Regions from separate parts of the Homo sapiens genome. Here region 2 is linked to region 1. A link is an interaction called in ENCODE POLR2A ChIA-PET data of the cell type or tissue named here. Cell type or tissue: Panc1. All regions are shown on one strand. Links, peaks and the distances in the headings refer to the core of each region. The heading gives the core; the rest is flanking DNA.

Region 1 (5,000 bases), core at 1-5,000:
ACTACAACTGATATATTCCTTTATTTATTCCAAAATTTTATGAATATGTATTATTTTTATAATCTTTGGTGAAAAGCATGAATTGTTCATTAAAATTTTTTTAAAAAGGGAAAGTGGTTTGGGAACTTTCTAGAGAAAAGCATGGCTTTTTTAATGCAACATGTCCATGTAATAAGGCATGTCTTGATTATTTTCTTGACATTCTAAGTTGCTCAAAATGTGATATAATAGCTGTGTCAACAGAATGACATTATTTTGCAAAAGAAGAGCCAGATAGTGAGATAAAATGAGGCAGTAAATAATAAGTAATGTCTCTTAAGTATATCTTTATTCCCAATTAACTTATTTGATCCAGGACCCCCCGCCCAAAGCAAACTTGTCCTATCTGAGAGCAAATCTAAATGCTCAATTCTATCAAATATCCTCTCAGTCCTTTAAAACAAGAGAGAACCAGAAGATGGATTAGAGATCCCTTTTGCAATGGACTATCTTAAATTTGTCGTCTTTTAAGATCTACATTCCCTAAACTATGCTCTGAGAAATAGAAAGCAAATTATATTTTGTCTCACTTTTTAAAAGCTTTAAACATCTAAAAAATTTTTGATAGTCAGATGAAAGTCATTCAACTTTCTCAATTCATCACATCACTCTCCTCCACGACATCACCTTTTTTTTTCCTCTTAAGTATTTACGTGCATAAAAGCATTAGGCTCTAGTTAAATGCTTTGTGTGGATTATGTCATTTAGTTTAATTCTTATAAACAGGCACTATTATTATCCCTATTTCACAGGTGAGAAAACTAAGAACAGCTAGTTAACCTGTCCAAAAACTATACAGCAGGTCTGGGATATGGTATAAGCAATTGACTATATTGCTCAAGTTCCTTATCAGTACCCTATCCTGTCTCACATTGGGTTGTTTTAATTGCTAGATTATCTGTCAGCTTTCTTTGGGTATATAGTTTACTGCTAGATAACAAATGTTTTTTAAAGTTCAACAATATACTAAATTAACACTCATAATCTAAAGATTTTGCTGTAATTAACAACAAAAAATGTATTTAACAGTACAATGTATAAAGCAAATGACTGCATGTGAAGAATCCTTTTCTAGGAGAAAAATATTAACAGGCTTCAGTTAATTTTGCTTTTCCTATCAGTGGAAAAATTAGTGGCTTGGCAATTCATTAACATAAAGCCCCAAATGGAAATTCCTATTAATCCACATGGACCTGATGTTAGACAGTCTCTTAACAATTTTCCCTAATATTTCATTATGTGAGAGTATATATAATTCCCTATATTTCATTATATGGGAAAAATAATGTTTTTAATAATTCTTATACCCATTTTCCAAGTTTAAACATAAAAGAAAAAGAAACAAATTTTTTTAAAACCTCTATACCTCTCAGAACAAATGATAAAATTGTGTCAGTAAATACTTAATGACATTTTGCTAAATCCCTCTAATATTAATAATGTAAAAATTTTTACATATAGTTTTAAATTTAAAAACCAATATGGAAAAACCAATTTAAAAACCAAGATGGAAAAACAACAGAATGAGTCACAACCTATAGACATGGCATCATAGTTCTTACCTTTTTGGAATTTCACATAGTTGATTCTTACTGAAGTTAATAGAAGTGACGATGTTGCTTTTTACTGCATCAAACACCTCATCAGGAATCAAAGTTGCTTGTTTATCACTAAATGAAAAATGGTTTTAAAAAACGAACCATTCTTAGCAGTCCAAAAAGATATGATTATTACTCTTCATTTTTAAAGGTGTTTAAAGATTTTATGAAATTTTTCAAAGCCATTGATTATAAAATTTTGTAACAAATGCCACATAATCTACCAAGCCATAAAAGGTTCACTGTTAGGAATTCAGACAACATATTGTGTTATAACATATTGTGCTACATTTTCTGGGCATTCATATACTCAATGTGAATAAAAATAGATATTTATCTTTGGAGTCTAAGATATCTACAAGTCATATAGCAAATGGAGCCCATTCCTTTACCTCTGAGTAGAATTAAATCTATAATTTTAAAAGCTAGTTGTTGCCCCATCTTAAAAATCTATAAGAGGAGTTTTCTGTCAAATTTGTTTGGGTATATAATTTCTACAAGATAATAACTTTTTTAAAAAGTTCAACATTATACTAAACTAACTAAAATTAGTTTAATTAATTTAAAATTAGTTTAATTTTAATTTAGTAACCTGGACCAATTTCTCTCTCCTTTAGTATGTGACAAGGTAGACAGAGCAGTGGACTGAGATTAAACTATTCCTATTTCTACCATTAATGAGCTTTATAACTTACCTCCCCTGAATCTCAGTTCTGTGACATTAGAATCTGAAGGACTATTTATTGTTATTTATGCCACATGTTTTCAAATGTAAATATAAATAAATTTCCTCTTTATTAAAATTTTCAGTAAGGTTTTCAATAAAATATAAATTTAATCTTAAATGAAAATACAGTAGTTCCCCTTTATCCAGACCCCCCGGGGATGCCAGAATCTTCTGAGAGGACTGAATCCTATATAGTATACACCATATTTTTTCAATCTGATAACAAGATGACTACTAAGTGACTAAGGATGGGCAGCATATACAGCATAGATATGCTGACAAAGGGATGATTCATGTCCCAGGTCATGAGACATGACAGGTCACAGAGGGCAGGTCAGAGAGGGATAGCATAAAATTCCATGATGCTACTCAGAATGTGCACAATTTAAAACTTATAAATTGTTTACATCTGGAATTTTCCGTTTAATATTTTCGGACTGCACCTGATCACAAGTAACCCAAATTGCAGAAAGTGAAACTGTGGATAAGCGGGACTACTATATAGAACTCTAACATTTGCAGATTTAACTGTTTTTTTAATGTAATAATTAGCCATTATCCTTACATTCTTCTTTTAAAATTATTAGTGCTTAATACAATGTCATCTACCTTCAAGAAACTTCAACGGAATGCCAAATGAATGACTATGAACAGAAAAACATTACATATAATGTATAATATGGAAGAACTGTATAAGAAATGCATTGTAATACAAATATGTAAAGACAGCCTACATTTCACAGTTATTATACCTTCTACTTCTGCTTTAGCATCCCATTTTCTTCTGTGTAGATGCAGCATTTTCATCTCTTCAATCACAAATGCTCAAGTTCATGGGGAACTGACTCATGCTAGTCAGACTTAAAAGATTCATGCTATTTAAAAATTTTAGTTGAAAGCATTTATGCCTTGAGATTGATAATTTATATTTTAAATAAGACACTCCTTTCCAGTTAAAGTCTTTAAGAAAAACAAATCCGAATAAATTTAGAATCAAAGTAATCTAAGATTATGCTTTTGTGATATCTGTGCCTTTAAGAAGTAGAAATGGTTATCCCAAATAAAATTGGACCAATACTACTTTATAGATTGTCTGCATGATTAAAAGCAACAGCATATGTACCTAGTACAACACCCTAGATCCCCTTAGAATAGAGACTCAATAAATGGTATCTGTATATGAGGGAATGGAAGCCAGAAGTCAGGCATAAAAGAAATTCTAAGCTAAAAAAAGCCTAAGGCAGGAATGAAGTCTGTCTCATCAATCAGTTTATTTATGATACCTAGCACAGAATGTGATACTTAGTAGACTCCAAAAATATCTACTGAATAAATGGGTATATTATTTGGAAGATAAGATATGCTAAGTTGGCCAGGCATGGTGGCTTATGCCTGTAATCCCAGCACTTTGAGAAGCTGAGGCAGGAGGATCACTTGAGCTCAAGAGTTCAAGAACAGCCTGGGTAACACAGAGAGGCCCCATCTCTACAAAAAATAAAAAAATTAGCTGGGCAGGATAGCGTGCAGCAGTTCCAGCTACTTGGGAGGCTGAGGTGGGGGAATCGCTTGAGCCAGGAGGTTGAGGTTACAGTGAGCCGAGATAACGCCACTGTACTCCAACCTGGGCAACAGAGCAAGACCCTGCCTCAAAAAAAAAAAAAAAAAAAAAAAAAAAAGCTAAGTTGCCATGCTCTGTAAGAAAGAGTCAAATGTAAGTACAGAAGAGTGCTACCTGTGTTAGCGTGGCAAAAGAAACTTAGCTTAGAGTAGTGATTTCTAAGAGTGGCAGGCAAGAGGTGAGAACAATATGAATGAAACACAACAAATGTGAAATGGAGACTGTATCCTGACTGCTAAGAAGATAGTTCCTACTGATACATTAAGGATAAAAGACCATACACTGATGTTGGCTGTGTAGATTCTTGAATAAATCTAGTCACCTATCTGACTTCAGTCTATATTCTTTTGTATTTTCACTACAATACCCATAAATGAACCAATTGCTACAAAAATTTTGACAGTATTGCTTATGTTTTTGTTGTTGTTGCCTTAGACAGTACTGAAAGGATACTTTACAACTACCTTCAATCTCTGCATAGGTATCTTCTTTTCCCAATTTCATATACTTCCATAAAAAATATTTAAAATTTTTTGGCTTTGTCTCAATTTATATACTAACATTGTAATTTTTTCAGTTTTGGAATATTTGCTACCACAGCACATTATTACTATGATACATTATTTGACTTGTGTTCAGATAAATTAGCAGGGTACAACCTCTCAAGCTTTGCCTGCTGGTCAAGGTTTTCATTAACTAAAATACTAGTTTCTTATTTACTAACATAGACACCCACCAATATGAAATTCTCTTTGGATGCTGATTACTGAGTCAAAGAACTTTATTATCAATACTGTCATTCTTTTTTTTTATAACAATAAAATGTTCCCATTATAAAAATATCACTATTAACAAAACCATCTCTCTCTCAAGCATAGTAAAACACAAACTGCAGAAGGAATGGACACTGAAGGTCATTTATATTTTTAATATCCTTCTATTTTTATTATACTTTTAATATCCTTCTATTTCATCATGGTTTTTTGCAATTATTATTACTCTAAGTCAAGTACTCTGA
Region 2 (7,209 bases), core at 1-5,000, 220 kb after region 1:
ACCTCCCACGTTCAAGCAATTCTCGTGCCTCAGCCTCCCAAGTAGCTGGGACTACAGGTGCACACCACCATGCCCGGCTAATTTTAGCAGAGACAGGGTTTCATCATGTTGGCCAGCCTGGTCTCAAACTCATGACCTCAGGTGTTCCACCTGCCTTGGCTTCCCAAAGTGCTGGGATTACAGGCGTGGGCCACTGCCCTGGCCTTTTTTTTTTTTTTTTTTTCCAGACAGGTCTGTCTCTGTCGTCCAGGCTGGAGTGCAGTGGCATGACCTTGGCTCACCACAGCCTTGCCTGCTGGGTTCAGGCAATTCTTGTGCCTGAGCCTCCCGAGTAGCTGGGACTACAGGTGCCCACCACCACGCCTGGCTAATTTTTGTATTTTTAGTAGAGACGGGGTTTCACCATGTTGGCCAGGCTGGTCTCAAACTCCTGACCTCAGATGATCCACCTGCCTTGGCCTCCCAAAGTGCTGGGATTACAAGCGTGAGCCACCAGGCCTGGCCTAACAAGCATTTTCTATTGTTCTTTATTTCTGAATTTTCAACAAGTCCTAGATATGTGCTGTTGTTTCTTTTGATGCTCTATTGTATGCTGTACAAGGATTATTTCATTTTGAACATAATTTCAGTTTGATGCTATGGCTATTTATCATATGTGTTGTTTTGCTGTACCTATTTTTTTTTTTTTTTTTGAGAGAGAGTTTCACTGTTGTCACCCAGGCTGGAGTGCAACAGCTTGATCTTGGCTCACTGCAACCTCTGCCTCCTGGGATCAAGCAATTCTCCAGCCTCAGCCTCAGGAGTAGCTGGGATTACAGGTGCTCGCCACCATGCCCAGCTACATTTTTTTTGTATTTTTAGTAGAGAGGGGGTTTTGCCATGTTGGCCAGGCTGGTCTTGAACTTCTGATCTCAGGTGATCCACCCACCTCGGCCTCCCAAAGTGCTGGGATTATAGACGTGAGCCACCATGCCCGGCTTGTACCTATTTTTTTTTTTTTTTTTAACATCCAGCTTATGTTACTTCAGCATCTCCTTACTTTCATCTTCACTGAAGCCTTTTTTTTTTTGCTACGAAAATGAAAAATTTAAATGTCATACAACATTGTATTAGATTGATTTGCCTTTTTTTTTTTTTTTTTTTGAGACGGAGTCTTGCACTGTCACCTGGGCTGGAGTGCAGTGGCACAATCTCAGCTACCTACAACCTCCACCTCCTGGGTTCAAGTGATTCTCTTGCCTCAGCCTCCCAAGTAGCTGGGACTACAGGTGTGCACCACCACACCCAGCTAATTTTTGTATTTTTAGTAGAGACGGGGTTTCACTATATGTTGTGCAGGTTGGTCTTGAACTCCTTGACCTCAGGTGATCCACCCACCTTGGCCTCCCAAAGTGCTGAGATTACAGGTGTGAGCCACTGCACCCAGCCCCCAAAATTGTATTAGATTGAAAAGACATAAAATTACTCTGTTAAATTTCTATAAAAGTTTCTTAATACTTATTCTTAACTTCTGATCAGTAACAAATAGTTCTTTGACGGGTACTGATGTCCAAACTACATTTTGAGTAGCACTATCCTGTAAAATCGGGATTATTATTTCTATTTTTTGTTGAAAACAACAACAACAACAACAACAGAGGCTTGCATAAGTAAAGTAGCTTACTTGCATTTGTTGTTTTCCTTTTTTGTTTGTTTGTTTTTGAGACAGAGTTTAGCTCTTGTTGCACAGGTTGGAGTGCAATGGCGTGATATTGGCTCATTGCAACCTCTGCCTCCTGGGTTCAAGTGATTCTCTTGCCTCAGCCTCCCAAGTAGCTGGGATTACAGGCGTGTGCCACCATGCCCAGCTAATTTTTGTATTTTTAGTAGAAACAGTGTTTCACTATATATTGGCCAGGTTGGTCTCGAACTCCTGACCTGGTGATCCACCCACCTCGGCCTCCCAAAGTGCTGGGATTACAGGCATGAGCCACTGCACCTGGCCCAGCTTACTTGCATTTATTCAGATAATTAATGGCAAAGACCAAATTTGTACCCAGGATTGATTCCAGGTTCTGAAGTTTTAAATAAGCATGTTATAATAATTCTGTTCTACAATGGTTCGACAAGAATTCTAAACTTGTGCTGCCCACTAACTGCTAGCCACACATGGCTTTTTAAATTTAAATTGATTTAAATCATATAAAACTAATTTTATTTCTTCAGTTGCACTAGTGACATTTCAATTACTGAAAAGCATGGATGTCTAGTGGCTACCATATTGGATAGTACAGATAGCAAGCATTTGCATCCTCACAGAACGTTCTATAGGACTGTCCTGCTCTAGAATATCAATAATTTATCTTAGAGATCATTTGTTTAACTTATAAGTTTGTATTAGATACTTTTGGGTTGCCTGGTTGGCACACAACAACACTCCCTCCCTCTTCATGAAATTTCCCTTTCATCCCTAAACAATAAAACAAGGCAGGTTTTATCTTCTATGACTCTCTGACCCATCTCATCAGTCATGGCTGATTGAACCAGCTAAAGCCAAGCCAGATACATGTGTCTTTTATCTTTAGGAGAAAATGTATAGAGATTTTTAAGTAATTTACTTTGGTGAAAAAGTAATAATAATTTACTAATTTGCTAATTAGCTAATCCCAATTATGTTTGGTTTCTTTTGTTTGTTTATTTTGTTTTGTTTTTTTGAGACACAGTTTCACCCTGTCACCCAGGCTGGAGTGCAGTGACAGATCTTGGCTCACTGCAACCTCTGTCTCCTGGATTCAAGCGATTCTCATGCCTCAGCCTCCCCAGTAGCTGGGATTGCAGGTGCACATCATCACGCCTGGGTAATTTTTTGTATTTTTGGTAGAGGCAGGGTTTTGCTGTGTTGGCCAGGCTGGTCTCAAATTGCAGACCTCAAGTGATTGACCCACCTCAGCCTCCCGAAGTGCTGGGATTACAGGTGTGAGCCACTATACCCGGCCCCAATTATGTCTTAAGAGGAAAAAAAAAATAAAGGCCTACAAAGGGAAATTGGACCTAGGGTCTCAAAGAATACTCGGTCTCAGGTGAAACAACTATAGTCAAAAGATGAGGCTGCATTGTAATAACATGGGGGCATGTAGCACTCTGTGGATGAGATGAAGGAGGGGTAGTTACCAATGAAGAGGAACTAGTCATGGGCTTTGTACGTGTACTTATAGCCAACAATGAGTGTGTACTTACTACCTACTAAACTTTAAAAAAAAAAAAGATTCCATAGAGGGTGACTGATTCTAAGTCTTAGGGTAGAAAAAAAAAATGGAAATTTATTTATCTATCTATTCATCTGTCTATTAATAGTATTACTAAAAAGCAAGGATAATTTCCAAAATTTTAGTGACAATGTTTAAAGGACAAAGGAGACATCTTAAAGCAGTTCCCACCCACCACATTTGAGTATCAAAATTATTATTATTATTCTTAATTGGAACAAATTGCATATATAAAGCTCATAAATTAATAATTATACTGGAAAAATGAAGATTAGTATAATATGTGCAAAAGTTAGTTTTAATATAAAAGTGTGAATATAATAGGAGATATTCAATTTTTACTGATTTTTTTTTGAGACGGAGTCTCATTCTGTCACCCAGGCTGGAGTGCAGTGGCACGATTTCAGGTTCAAGTGATTCTCCTGCCTCAGCCTCCTGAGTAGCTGGGATTACAGGCATGCACCACCAAACCCAGCTAATTTTTGTATTTTTAGTAGAGACGGGGTTTTGCCATGTTGGTCAGGCTGGTCTCGAACTCCTGACATAGTGATGCGCCCACCTCGGCCTCACAAAGTGTTGGGATTTCAGGCATGAGCCACCGCACCGGGCCAATTTTTACTGATATTAATTTAAAAAGGAAACATTAATATATAGGTGTTCTAGAACATGTGGAAAAGATGATAAAAAGAAAAAAACACATATTTTAAGTATGCATCTGTTTATAAAATATAGGTGTTTACTTTTTTCTAGCTGTATAAACAAGATATAACTACATAGAGAACTCTAACTGACCCAAATGCTTCCTGAAAAAGTAGATACTATGTTGGAATCAAATAGACTGATCAGCCCCATTGGTAATATATGATAACCAAGCAGAAAGTAGATTTAGCAAGTGATTAGTACTAGTGGTCATAATAACTACTTTGAAGGGGATTCATATAATATTCCAAAATATTATATAACCAGCTGTCCCAAATATAAGAATTAACTGAAAGGTCGATCTTCTGGTAGATAAAAACCTTTAAAAGACCTTTAGATGGCCCTATTTACTGAATTATAAGTGAGATTCTGATATGGCCTATAAAGTTTCCAGTATTTGTTTCAAACCAGATCCAGTATATTACAATGACATCACCTTACAGAGCAGAGTGGGTCAGTGATTGTATGAATAGGGAATTGTCATTCACAACCAGTTGGGTTGTGCTCAGACTAACTTCTTTAGGCAAGTTATTTGACTTTTCTGTATCTCAGTTTCCTTACCTATAAAGGAATTATAGTAGTTTCCATTTCATATGGTTATTATGAGGATTAAACAAGTGAATACATATGAAGCACTTACAATAATGCTTTGTACATAGTATGTGTTAAATATTGTGATTTCTGGGAAAGACCCAGACATTTTACTGAAAACACTGAAATCTGTATAACCGTGTGCATTTACAGCTTCATTGAGAAGACTCATGAAGCTTTATTTTAAAAAGTACACTACTTAAATTACTCACAGCTCAAAAAAACTAAGCAAATGGCCAGGTGCAGGTGGCTCAAGCCTATAATCCCAGCACTTTGGGAGGCTGAGGTGGGCAGATCACTTGAGCTCAGGAGTTCCAGACCAGCCTGATCAATATGGCGAAACCCCGTCTCTACTAAAAATCCAAAATTAGCCAGGTGTGGTTGCGGGCACCTGTAATCCCCAGCTACTCAGGAGGCTGAGGTAAGAGAATTGTTTGAGCCTGGGAGGCAGAGGTTGCAATGAGCCAAGATCGCACCACTGCACTCCAGCCTGGGCGACAGAGCAAGACTCTTCTCAAAAAGAAAAAAATAAAATAAATAAAAGCTTCTGTCTAATGTCTGTCTAATGACCATGGCTTGGATATGAGTTCCATTGGACTATACAAGGCTCTATCCTGACTAAGAACCAGTGAACCGCAACTGATATGAGATTGTTGAAGGATGAAGCTTTTGGGAGTGCAGGGAGGTCAGAAGAATATGGTACGTTTATTGCAACCTTAGAGAGTGTGAAAATACTATTTGGCAAACAAATGCAACACCTTATTGAACTGGTGTCAGGACTCACGCAGTGAATAACAAACCACCACCCCTAATTCCAATACTAGTGGCCAACTGAGAGGATAAGTGTAATTTTTTCAGCTGTTGGCATGCCCTGCATAGGTTTCTCCTTCAGGGATCTTTCCCCATCTCGGATAACTTTCTCAGGATTTAGCTCCCCCACCCTCCAACCCTCTATCCGTCTTCCATCTTCTCTGCTTTCCAAAGAGGGCACTCTCAGGAACTTCAGAGTACTTAGGTAGTGGGTTGAGTTGATCTTTTACAGTAATTCTTTATCTGGGCAAAATGTGTTTGGTTAATCTTACCTGAAATCTTACAATAACATAATTTCAGGGACTTAAAGGAAACAAAATGGCAATGACAACCAAAGAAACAAAGTAAAAAATTGGACAATAGCAACCCTTAGCACACTATCACAGGACCCTAAAAATAGGTGACTTTTCCTTAACTTGGGAATCTTCATTGTTCTTTGTAGAAATAAAAGTATTACTCTCATTCAGTTATTGACCAGTCTTTACATACTGGATCTGGACTGTGGATTCTGTAAGTCAATCTCCTGTAATTGTTCACTGCCTGCCAATGAACCCTGCCTTCCACTTACAGTTGCCTCTGGGAATGTATCCATGTTCTGTTTCCTTAAGTACTTTCTCCTTCTACTAGGTTTTTTGTGGTGAATCTTTAACTTTAGATCAAATTCTCACTTCCTCCTTGATTTTGCAGCCTGCTGTCACCCAGGACCTTGCAACTAAGGGCTGCTTTGCACTAGTTCCTGTGTCTTTCACTGGTCTTGTTAGTTATTCCAAGTTTATGGCAACATTTATTGAGGTATTACTACATAGGCTTTGCCTATATTAACTCATTTATTCCTATGAGTTAGATACCATGATTACCCTCATTTAAAGTTAAGTAAATTGGGCTTCAAGATTAAAAAAAAAGGTATACATGGTAGAACCAGGTTTGGGTTGGGCAGTCTGGGTTCAGAGTGATGTGCTTATTATTGTCTTCACCCCAGCAAGATACAGTCTATTCTGCTATAGCATATGTATGTAACAACAATTAGCTAATACACAATTGGCATATAGGACATCATATCAGTATAATTTGAAAGTTGAATAAATTCAGAGCAATTTTTTGTAGGCAAAGGGAGCTGTATAACAATAATAGAATTATAACCTATTGCAGGAGTGATAAAATACCCTCAGCTTGGATGCTGCACAGGCAGGAATCCCTTCAGGTCTATTTTAAGAAATAGAAAAATGAGTACTTTGTTTCATAGCTCCTCCCCAGGGAGGTGCACCTCTAGCCTTGCTGAACTATCAGCTTGTACAGGTTGTACTTTCTCCTCTGCATACCTTTACAGATGCCCCTCTATAGCTCAGTGGTCTTCCATCTACACTGTCTTCACAACTGCATGCCAGCATGCCAGCATTTCTACTCTATTGCTGTTTTGCATTTTTAGTATCCCCTGAAGCAGTTTGCAGATACAACGAGCTGCCTACTTGACCGTCCAAAGTTTCTCAGGGGAGGAGGGTGAGGGGGGACCAATTGTTTTTTGAGTTTTTTTAATAGAAGTTTGGCCATAGATTTGCATAGGTTTTGAGTGGTCTTCCCCAATCCCATTTTGTTATTTTTATTGCACAGCAGATTGTGAGGCTCGTCAGTGGTATATACGTCATACATAGGTTATAGCATCAACTCAAACACCCCCAATTAATCATCATTCTAAACTTGTAATTATCATCCCAAGCTTAGCATTTTCATCATAATAAATAAATTTTTATGGGGTCAAGGCACTAGACTTATTGTTTGTTTTATTACGAACAATATTATGAGGGTATTTTATCACTCCTGCAATAGGTTATAATTCTATTATTGTTATACATCTCCGTTTGCCTAC

What was found. ChIA-PET counts read pairs that join two places held together with the same protein. Peaks named below come from ENCODE experiments on the same cell type or tissue, not always from the same donor. Only the 100,000 strongest peaks of a DNase experiment are listed, where the experiment ranks them.
Region 2: POLR2A ChIA-PET joins it to region 1 with 14 read pairs; 2 of 35 experiments call an interaction of 5 or more read pairs at or near these places.

What each region holds. Positions count from the first base shown.
Region 1 is chr1:70,154,088-70,159,087 of GRCh38, forward strand. It overlaps LRRC40 (leucine rich repeat containing 40), which reads right to left. Exons shown (of 15, transcript NM_017768.5): 11 at 1,602-1,709. Among named protein-coding and RNA genes, the nearest start is that of LRRC40, 49 kb to the right of the region's middle. RefSeq lists an enhancer at 2,519-2,813. In Panc1, for the core only: no CTCF peak of the experiment used is centred there; a DNase peak (open chromatin) is centred at 2,664.
Region 2 is chr1:70,376,912-70,384,120 of GRCh38, forward strand. No RefSeq gene overlaps it. Among named protein-coding and RNA genes, the nearest start is that of LINC03102, 20 kb to the left of the region's middle. In Panc1, for the core only: no CTCF peak of the experiment used is centred there; no DNase peak of the experiment used is centred there.